Regions from separate parts of the Homo sapiens genome. Here region 2 is linked to region 1. Evidence: chromatin contacts called from ENCODE Hi-C or POLR2A ChIA-PET data. All regions are on one chromosome and are shown on one strand. Each heading gives the region's core, a stretch centred on a gene start or an enhancer-like site at or near the end of the contact. The rest is flanking DNA. Distances are from core to core; before and after follow the strand shown.

Region 1 (4,561 bases), core at 1,423-3,922:
TAGGCTGGAGTGCAGTGGTGCAATCCGGGCTCACTGCAACCACCGCCTCCCAGGTTCAAGCAATTCTCCTGCCTCAGCCACCCGAGTAGCTGGGATTACAGGCATGCACCACCATGCCTGGCTAATTTTTGTATTTTTAGCAGAGACAGGGTTTCACCATGTTGGCCAGGCTGGTCTCAAACTCCTGACCTCAGGTGATCCACCTGCCTCGGCCTCCCAAAGTGCTGGGATTACAGGTGTGAGCCACCACACCCAGACCAAGACTCTTTTCTATAATAGCCAGGCAGCACTATCATATCACCCCTTTTAATTCTCTGACATTGATATGTGTGTTCCTCTCCCTTTCTCTCCTATTCAATTGATTGTAAGCTTCATGAAGCAAGGGGGACTTTGCTGTTTTTGTTCATGCTGGGTCATGCCGGGTTATGCTGGGTCTCCAGTGTTTGTAATGGCTCCTACGATATCATGGACACCCAACACACGCTTGGGGGATAACTCAATGAACGGCAGATAAGTCTGTCTCTTCTCACAGTGGCTTAGGGTTCAGATCTTAGGTATGGTCAGCCGCATCTCTGCAACTCCATTTAGCTCCAGTCTTTTTGTTTGTTTGTTTGTTTGTGTTTTTTTTGTTTGTTTGTTTTTTGAGGTGGAGTTTCGCTCTTGCTGCCCAGGCTGGAGTGCAATGGTGCCATCTCGGCTCACTGCAACCTCTGCCTCCCGGGTTCAAGTGATTCTTCTGCCTCAGCCTCCCGAGTAGCTGGGATTACAGGTGCCTGCCACCACGCCCGGATAATTTTCTGTAATTTTAGTAGAGAAGGTGTTTCACTATGTTGGCCAGGCTGGTCTCGAACTCCTGACCTCAGGTGATCTGCCCGCCTCAGCCTCCCAAAGTGCTAGGATTACAGGCGTGAGCCACCTCGCTTGGCCTAACTCCAGTCTTAATTGCAAATATTTTATGACAATTCTTTCTGCTCCCAGTGCTCTTAGGAAATGGTGGTTCCAATGGTCACTGAAGCAGCGTCTCTCTTCAGTGCAGTGGTTCTGCTGTTTGCTTGGAGAGATTTGTGAATGACTTGGTGTTTTGTGGTGAGAGGGATGGAGGGGGAAGGAGAAGAGCCATGTGCAAGAGTCATTGAACTTCGTGGTAACTCGTGAAGTTATTAAATTACAAGATTAAATGTCTCCTGGGATTGAGGCAGGTCATGTACTTAAGATTCCCTCTCCGGAAGGGACCAGGGAAAGAGGCGTTTTTGAAGCCTGTGTTAGCACCACAGGCTCTATAGCCAGCAGCCCAGTCACATATTTGATAGATATTGCCATGAATTGACTAACCCACCTAATCTTCAGTGAATTCCCACTCTATTCAAGATATGTGTGGATGTTGGGGATGCAGTGATGGACAAACTACAGACAGTTAATGAGAATTTTGAGGTTTAACAACAGATTATTTTATTACATAAAGAATAAACAATGTAACCTATTTACACACTAATATTAAGAAAAACATAACTTGAAGCAAGATTGAAAGAAACAGCACCATGGCACCAATCTCATTTTCCTCCCTTTCAACGTGGATGCCTTCCAGGGGGCAGCGTGGCTCTGTCCTGGGTCTCCCACATACCAGCCTTGTGCCAGTAGCCAATTAGCTAACCCAATTCTATTTCACCATCTGCAAAATGGTACCCGCTTGTGTGTTTCACAGAAACATTATGAGAAGTTAAATAATAATCCATGTAAAACCCATATACAACACTCAGTCTATAGAAAAGTGAATTTTAAAATTATTTTTCTGTCTTACTTTATTCATGAATTTATCTCCCAGATTGTGAGGAAATAGTTTTCAACTACCCAGAATTTTATGTTTGAAACGTCAGAAACCCTCCAGAGAGCATAGGTTGCCCGGGCGACTGTAGTACAGCATCAAGGCACCCTTGAGTTGGCAAGACACAGGCTTGCTGTGCCTGAGAAGCACAAGGTTCCACTTCCCAGCCATGGTGGTTTTCAGCAGTGCTGTTTCTACTCTTAGGTCAGAACAGAGATATGGGAAAAATCCCTGCTCTTCTGTTTCTTTTCCCCAGTGCCGCCTCCTCCAGCCTCCAATGGAGGTGTTTCCATGGGTGACCACATTCTGTTCCACTGGTGGTGGCCTTTGTGTGAGTGCTCCTTCAGGGACCACATTGATCATTAACACACCTTTGAGGTTTCTTTCTTTTTTCTCTGAAACATGGCTTCTTAAAAACTTTACACTTTTTCTCTCATGAGCATTTTAACACATTTAAAAAATAACAGAACAGTTAAAAAAAAAAACCCACAGTTTCACACAGGCTTCTTCTCACTGAATCATGTTTCATCTTTTCCCTTGGCACAACCAAAGGGAAGGTTAATTTAAAACAGCTGAGAGTGATGTCACGTCACACGCCGACACCTCTTTTTCTTTTTTTTTTTTTTTTTTTTTTTTTGCCAGGAAAGAAAAGAGGTTCACCTCAGGCTGCTCAGAAGGAAGGTGTTCCAGGAAGGCCAGAAAAGGGAGGCTGCTCTGGAAAAACAAAGAAGAGCTTGGCAGGTCCTAGAACGGAGGAGAAGTTAGACCCTGGGAATCCAAGATGCTGCAACGTCAGGCAGCTGGTCCCCAGCAAGGCTGGCACGTGGAAACCTCACGGAGAAAAGTGATTCATAACCAAAGCAGGGCTCCCACAGCGACGCTGAGCAGACACAGAACTATTTTTCACATAACACTTATTTTATTTAAAAAAAATGTTAAATGACTTTCCTTTGCATGGATTCTCTGTTTCTCTTGCTCTGGTTCTGGAAGCCATGTGGAGTGGTGGCCAAGAGTCAGTCCTGTTCTGTATTTTTTTGTTGTTGTTGTTATCTTTCTGAGTTGATCAGCAACTGAGAGAATTGAGGAAAGTCGCCCAGGTGGCTCATGTCCAGTGCGTCACTCCACCCCATTCCGACAGCCTCATAGGTTGCTTAACTCTGGAGCCTGGCATTCTCCAGATGCCCCTGCAGGGAGGATTACTTGGCTCCCTCCAGCAGACAACCTTGTGGAACGCTCAGAGCAGAAGTGAGTCACTGCAGCAGGCCCTGTGCACGGAGGCAAGCCAGGAGGTGGTGGAGCTTTATGCGTCCATCATCAGCATTAAAGATGCAGCGAGGGGCAGGGCTCCTTCCCCCAGAACCATGCATGGTGGGCTATTTGTCCCCAAGTGTGATCTTTGCCTGCAAGGTTCCTGCTGTTGTGGCACTCAGACCTTCATCTATACCTTCCTCAGGAATTCTGTAAACTACCAAATAGTTTTATCAATAACCCCTTCCTACCTAAGCCAGCTAGAGTGAATACTTAAGGCTGCATCTAAGAACGGTGACCAATTTAATCACTTCACTAATTTTAACAATGGCTCCTCAAACAGGGGTTTGCTCCATTTCCTCCGTTTCCAAAGGAGGAAGTTGATGGGCTGATGGAGGTAGGTGAATATCATTGGTTGATGTTGAATAGGCCAAAGCTCTTATTATTACTAGTATTTAAAATATTCATTCTGAAGTTATTTACATATTTTAGAACTCATTTAATTAAAGACTCATGTTACAGGTTCATTGAGTAAATAAGTCTGGTTATTTACTGATCCACTGGTTCCAACTAAATAGTTGGGCCACAGATTGTCTGTTGGTGACAATAACCAGTAAGCACCTTTTTAGAGAAAGCCTGTTGCTGTGTGCCTCAGCATTTGACTAATGGCAGGAACACCTCTGAGTACTTCACCGGGCCTGGATTTGACCTGTGAGAATGAATGTGCAGCTTACTGCATGGGAACTGGAAAGATTTAAGGACCTACTCTGGTGGGCACACAGTGAATTACTGGTGCGTCCTAGTGAGAACTTACCATCTCAGCTGCTAGTCGATTATTTCTCACACATTAAGGACTTTACTCTGTTTCTTAAGAGAAAATCCTTTCCCACTGAAGGGAAGGATTCATTAGTAAAATCCATTCTAGTTGAGGCTCCTCTGTCTTCCCAAGAGGAAGGGAGGGTGCAGTTGGGCATGAAGGCTTTTTGAAGGTACTGTAACTTAGTATGGTACAACAACTTACTAGGTTGCCCCTTTGCTGTCACCCAAATTTGGAAAGGAATTGGTCATTTCAGGTTTTTCATATTTATAGTAAAAGAAAATCCATCAAGTTTATCCCTAAAGAGGACTTACGTGACAACTGCCCATGCATAGACAACTGGAGTCCCTCGATCAGACCCACCAAGGAGAGAAATCCATTTTGCATATTGTGTATGGCCTTGAACCAGGAAGGGCATAGGCCGTGGGTGTGCTTCCCTCCGTGCAAGGGAGTGCAGCCTGGGAGCTGCATTCCATCATCACGTCTCTCAAGTGAAGTTGCGCAGAAAGCATGGAACTCCTTTCTGCCTGGATTTTGGAAGGAACCAGTGGACAAATTTAATCTGATGAAGACATTGTAAGGTTAATTTTAGGTTTCAAATACTTTCTTTTGTAAAAATAGTGAGTATTCATTAATTTCCAGAAAGGGTGCCTGGTACTGAGGATCCAGAGGCC
Region 2 (4,561 bases), core at 545-3,044, 1.3 Mb after region 1:
TCCACCTATCCAAGAGGCCCGCATGGGAGATCACACTAGCCTCCCAGCCACTCCCCACCGTTCACAGGTCCACACGGATGCCCCTTCCTCACTCCACCCGCCCTGCCCCCAGCAGGAACTCTCACCAGAGGCCAGGGCCACACCCTCTAAGCCCTGACCCACCTCAGGGGAGTTCAGCGGAGCCCCAGCAGGAAACGCTGCCCCTCCCCACTCAGGCTGAGGCATGGAGGGCAGGACTCTCCATGGCCACAGGGCCTCCCAGGACTCTGAGGGTGGGCGACCGGCAGTCTTGGGTCCCTGGGGGATCTGGAGGCTGCTCAGGGAGGGGCCTAGCCCATGGAGTGGGTGTCCTCAGTCTGGACCTGAAGCCAGAGGTCATGCTTGGGCCAGAAGCACGAGGTTCGGAAGGACTGACCAGGCCCCTGGCACCCCAGGGACTGTCCAGTGAAGCCCAGCCCGGATGCCCATGGGGCCATGTCTGGCCAGAGAGCCTGGCCTGTCCCTGCAGGGCCACCCTGGAGGTTGTCCTCAGGAGTGGGGGTGAACAGAGCACAGGTGTTTCTCTGGGAGGGCTCCTTTTGAGTACAGGTGCCTCTGCTTCTTGAATTTCGCCTCTGAGGAGGTGGCCTGGGCCCTCAGCCCCTCTCTCGGCAGCCCCAGGGACAAACATGCTGGTCCCCCAAGTTGGCATCCACCTCCACTGCCCGGGCCCCTGTGGCCTTGCTGGGCAGGCTGCCTCCCGGTCTCCTGGGCTGGCTCCAAGAACCTGGGTCTCTGAGAGACTCGGAGATGTACCCATCCCCAGAGGCCCCTGAACAGGGCAGCCTTTCATGGGAGGGCAGCCACTCCTGCTGCAGGGCCCACCTCTGCGGCTGTCCCTTCCCCAGAGGGACTCCTGCCAGCATCAGCTCAAGGAGGTCCCAGCTCAGAATGAGGAGCCCCAGAGGGAGTGGAATGGGGCGGAAACGCTGGCATGGCTGCCTGCCAGGCACCTGACTTCATCTGAGGCCCCAGGAGGCCCAGACTCCGAGCCACAGAGCTCTGCGTCTGTAGGGACAGCCGGCCTGGGGGTGGCAGGCATGGCCCTGCTTCCCTCCCATTGCCCCACCTATGGGAAGCTGCCCTGCCCTGGCATCCAGACAGCCCCTGGCAGCCCCTGGGGTGGGAAGCCGTGGGCAAGTTCTGCAGACCCTCCACCACGCATGCTGACCAGGGACTTCTCCCCTTCGGACAGGGTGGCTGGTGGTCCTTTCCGATTCCACAGGGTGGGAAACAGTGCAGGTTCCCAGGGCAAGGGTGGACCCATGGGCAGGTGACTCTGAAGGGCTCTAGCGGGAGTCAGACTCCAGAAGGACTCACAGGTGCAAGGCCAGGAAGACAAGATTCCTTTGCCCCTCAGGCAGGCAGCGTCCCTCTCCAGGTCTCAGTCCACCACCTGCGACGACCACTACGTTCTTTGACAAATGTTTTTCAAAAGTCATAGTTTATGAGTCCAGATGAAGGAAGACCAGTGCTCTGCATGCTGCCTCTGCCCACCGTGTGTCCAGCAAGCACACGGCTCCCCCTGGAGCGAATGCGGGAGGGGGTGTCTGGGGGAAAGGCCAGCCCCTCCCAGGTGCCGTTGCTCAGGTAGACAGTTTTACCCAGGGCGTCTCCAGGTCTCCAGGCAAAACTGCTTCCAGCCAACAGCGTTCCTTTGTCCCCACAGCAACAGGGTCCTGCACTCCTGTTTCCAGGGAAACCCAGCTCTCAGCGTCCCGGTTGCCACAGCAATGCCTACGGGCTCAGCTGGCCATACTGTCTTACCCACAGGGCAAGAGCAACTGGGTGCCCAGGCTCGGGACACAAGACTGCAGAGCCAGGTGCCACACAGGTGTGGGGCCCGTGGACCAAGGAAGACCCTGGCCAGTTGGAGGAGAACTGCCAGGTAGCAAAGCCCAGACTTCTCTGGGGTCCTGCGCTCTGGGCTGCAATGAGCTCTGCCTCCAGTGAGCCTGGCAATGGGGACGCCTCCCAACAGCCCCTACTGGGGCTGGACACCGTGATCCAGGTCAGTGGGGTGGTCACTTCCCTGCACCCTCCTGAGAGCAGGTTGCCAGGACACTTTGGAAGGGACGCGGCAAAGAGAGGGGATGGCCAGGAGGCACCTTCCTGGCTCCCGGGGCACTTTCCACTTGCTCACGTGTTTGCCTTGAGCGTGCAGCCAGTCACGGATGCAAGCAGGCGCGCCTGCATGCACACACAGGCAGCCTTCAGCCAGGAGAGAGAGCCTGGGGAGAGAGGGCCCAGGGCCGCTGCTGGCTATAGACATTCAGGTGGCCGGTGTCCCTTGCAGCCACAGGTTTGCGGGGTGGAGAGAGAGCCCGGGGCCGCTGCTGGCTGTGGATGCTCAGGTGGCCGGCGTCCCTGGCAGCCACAGGTTTGCAGGGTGGAGAGAGAGCCCGGGGCCGCTGCTGGCTGTGGACGTTCAGGTGACTGGCGTCCCTGGCAGCCACGGGTTTGCAGGCTGCGCACTGGGGTGGGGATGGGCAGGCAGCCCTTGGTGCTGACATTCTGGGACCTCGTTCACTGCCCTCCCATGGCCAAGTGTGGGGCCAGCAGGGCCTCTCGGGGGACAGTGTTTCCATCGCTGCACATTTGTGGGAGGCTGTGGCTCAGCCCTAGTGTCTATTCTGTGGCTTCCAGATGTTCTGGTTCTGTCTTCGTAGCACCTGGTGTGTGACAACAGTGGCTGGGAATTGTCCCGTGTCCCTCTCCCCTTGCCTCCCTACTTCCCAGAGCCCACCTAGGACCCAGCCTGCGGTCCCACCTCGGATATCCCTCCTCCCTGCACTGCCGTCACCTGCTGCTGACCACCACAGCCAGGCGGCCCCACCTCCAACGGACCCCTCGGGACCCCAGGGAACCCCTGACGAACTGGCTTACTCATGGTTGCTTGTTAACCCAGCTCTTAGCATCTCAAAACTATGCCACGGCAGGCTGACATGGCCCTATCCAAACAATACAGATCACCTGAAAAGAGAAATGGCCACAGCTGGTGCAGGTGACCGAGTGACAGGGTAGATGCAGGGTTTGCTCACACACAGGGCTGCATGAGGACTAAGGGCAGGATATTTGAATCAGGCGATGCAACAAGACAAAGAGGTGCCGTGGGGTGAGCTCTACCTCCTCCACCTGGGGTGAGCTCTACCTCCTCCACCTCGGGTGACCTCTACCTCCTCCACCTGGCGTGAGCTCTACCTCCTCCACCTGGGGTGAGCTCTACCTCCTCCACCTCGGGTGACCTCTACCTCCTCCACCTGGGGTGAGCTCTACCTCCTCCACCTGGGGTGAGCTCTACCTCCTCCACCTGGGGTGAGCTCTACCTCCTCCACCTGGGGTGAGCTCTACCTCCTCCACCTCGGGTGACCTCTACCTCCTCCACCTCGGGTGACCTCTACCTCCTCCACCTGGGGTGAGCTCTACCTCCTCCACCTGGGGTGAGCTCTACCTCCTCCACCTCAGGTGACCTCTACCTCCTCCACCTGGGGTGAGCTCTACCTCCTCCACCTGGCGTGAGCTCTACCTCCTCCACCTGGGGTGAGCTCTACCTCCTCCACCTCGGGTGACCTCTACCTCCTCCACCTGGGGTGAGCTCTACCTCCTCCACCTGGGGTGAGCTCTACCTCCTCCACCTGGGGTGACCTCTACCTCCTCCACCTCGGGTGACCTCTACCTCCTCCACCTGGGGTGAGCTCTACCTCCTCCACCTCGGGTGACCTCTACCTCCTCCACCTGGGGTGAGCTCTACCTCCTCCACCTGGGGTGAGCTCTACCTCCTCCACCTGGGGTGAGCTCTACCTCCTCCACCTGGGGTGAGCTCTACCTCCTCCACCTCGGGTGACCTCTACCTCCTCCACCTCGGGTGACCTCTACCTCCTCCACCTGGGGTGAGCTCTACCTCCTCCACCTGGGGTGAGCTCTACCTCCTCCACCTCAGGTGACCTCTACCTCCTCCACCTGGGGTGAGCTCTACCTCCTCCACCTGGCGTGAGCTCTACCTCCTCCACCTGGGGTGAGCTCTACCTCCTCCACCTCGGGTGACCTCTACCTCCTCCACCTGGGGTGAGCTCTACCTCCTCCACCTGGGGTGAGCTCTACCTCCTCCACCTGGGGTGACCTCTACCTCCTCCACCTCGGGTGACCTCTACCTCCTCCACCTGGGGTGAGCTCTACCTCCTCCACCTGGGGTGAGCTCTACCTCCTCCACCTCAGGTGACCTCTACCTCCTCCACCTGGGGTGAGCTCTACCTCCTCCACCTGGCGTGAGCTCTACCTCCTCCACCTGGGGTGAGCTCTACCTCCTCCACCTCGGGTGACCTCTACCTCCTCCACCTGGGGTGAGCTCTACCTCCTCCACCTGGGGTGAGCTCTACCTCCTCCACCTGGGGTGACCTCTACCTCCTCCACCTCGGGTGACCTCTACCTCCTCCACCTGGGGTGAGCTCTACCTCCTCCACCTGGGGTGAGCTCTACCTCCTCCACCTCAGGTGACCTCTACCTCCTCCACCTGGGGTGAGCT

What was found. Hi-C counts contacts between places; a loop is a spot of excess contacts on that map. ChIA-PET counts read pairs that join two places held with the same protein, here RNA polymerase II (POLR2A).
Region 2: a loop to region 1 is called in a map of posterior cingulate gyrus, with 20 times the contacts of the local background. The contact joins the promoter of CROCC2 here to the enhancer-like site in region 1. A Hi-C loop is called at or near these places in 1 of 168 maps with a recorded cell type or tissue (posterior cingulate gyrus). POLR2A ChIA-PET finds 5 or more read pairs at or near these places in 1 of 52 experiments (WTC11).

The regions. Positions count from the first base shown.
Region 1 is chr2:239,628,114-239,632,674 of GRCh38, forward strand. No RefSeq gene overlaps it. Among named protein-coding and RNA genes, the nearest start is that of LINC02991, 52 kb to the left of the region's middle. Within about 2 kb of position 2,673, at least 5 of the 41 ENCODE cell types and tissues checked have a DNase peak (open chromatin) inside an H3K27ac peak, as active enhancers do.
Region 2 is chr2:240,904,542-240,909,102 of GRCh38, forward strand. It overlaps CROCC2 (ciliary rootlet coiled-coil, rootletin family member 2), which reads left to right and starts at 1,795. Exons shown (of 32, transcript NM_001351305.2): 1 at 1,795-2,050. The coding sequence starts at 1,973. RefSeq lists an enhancer at 448-948.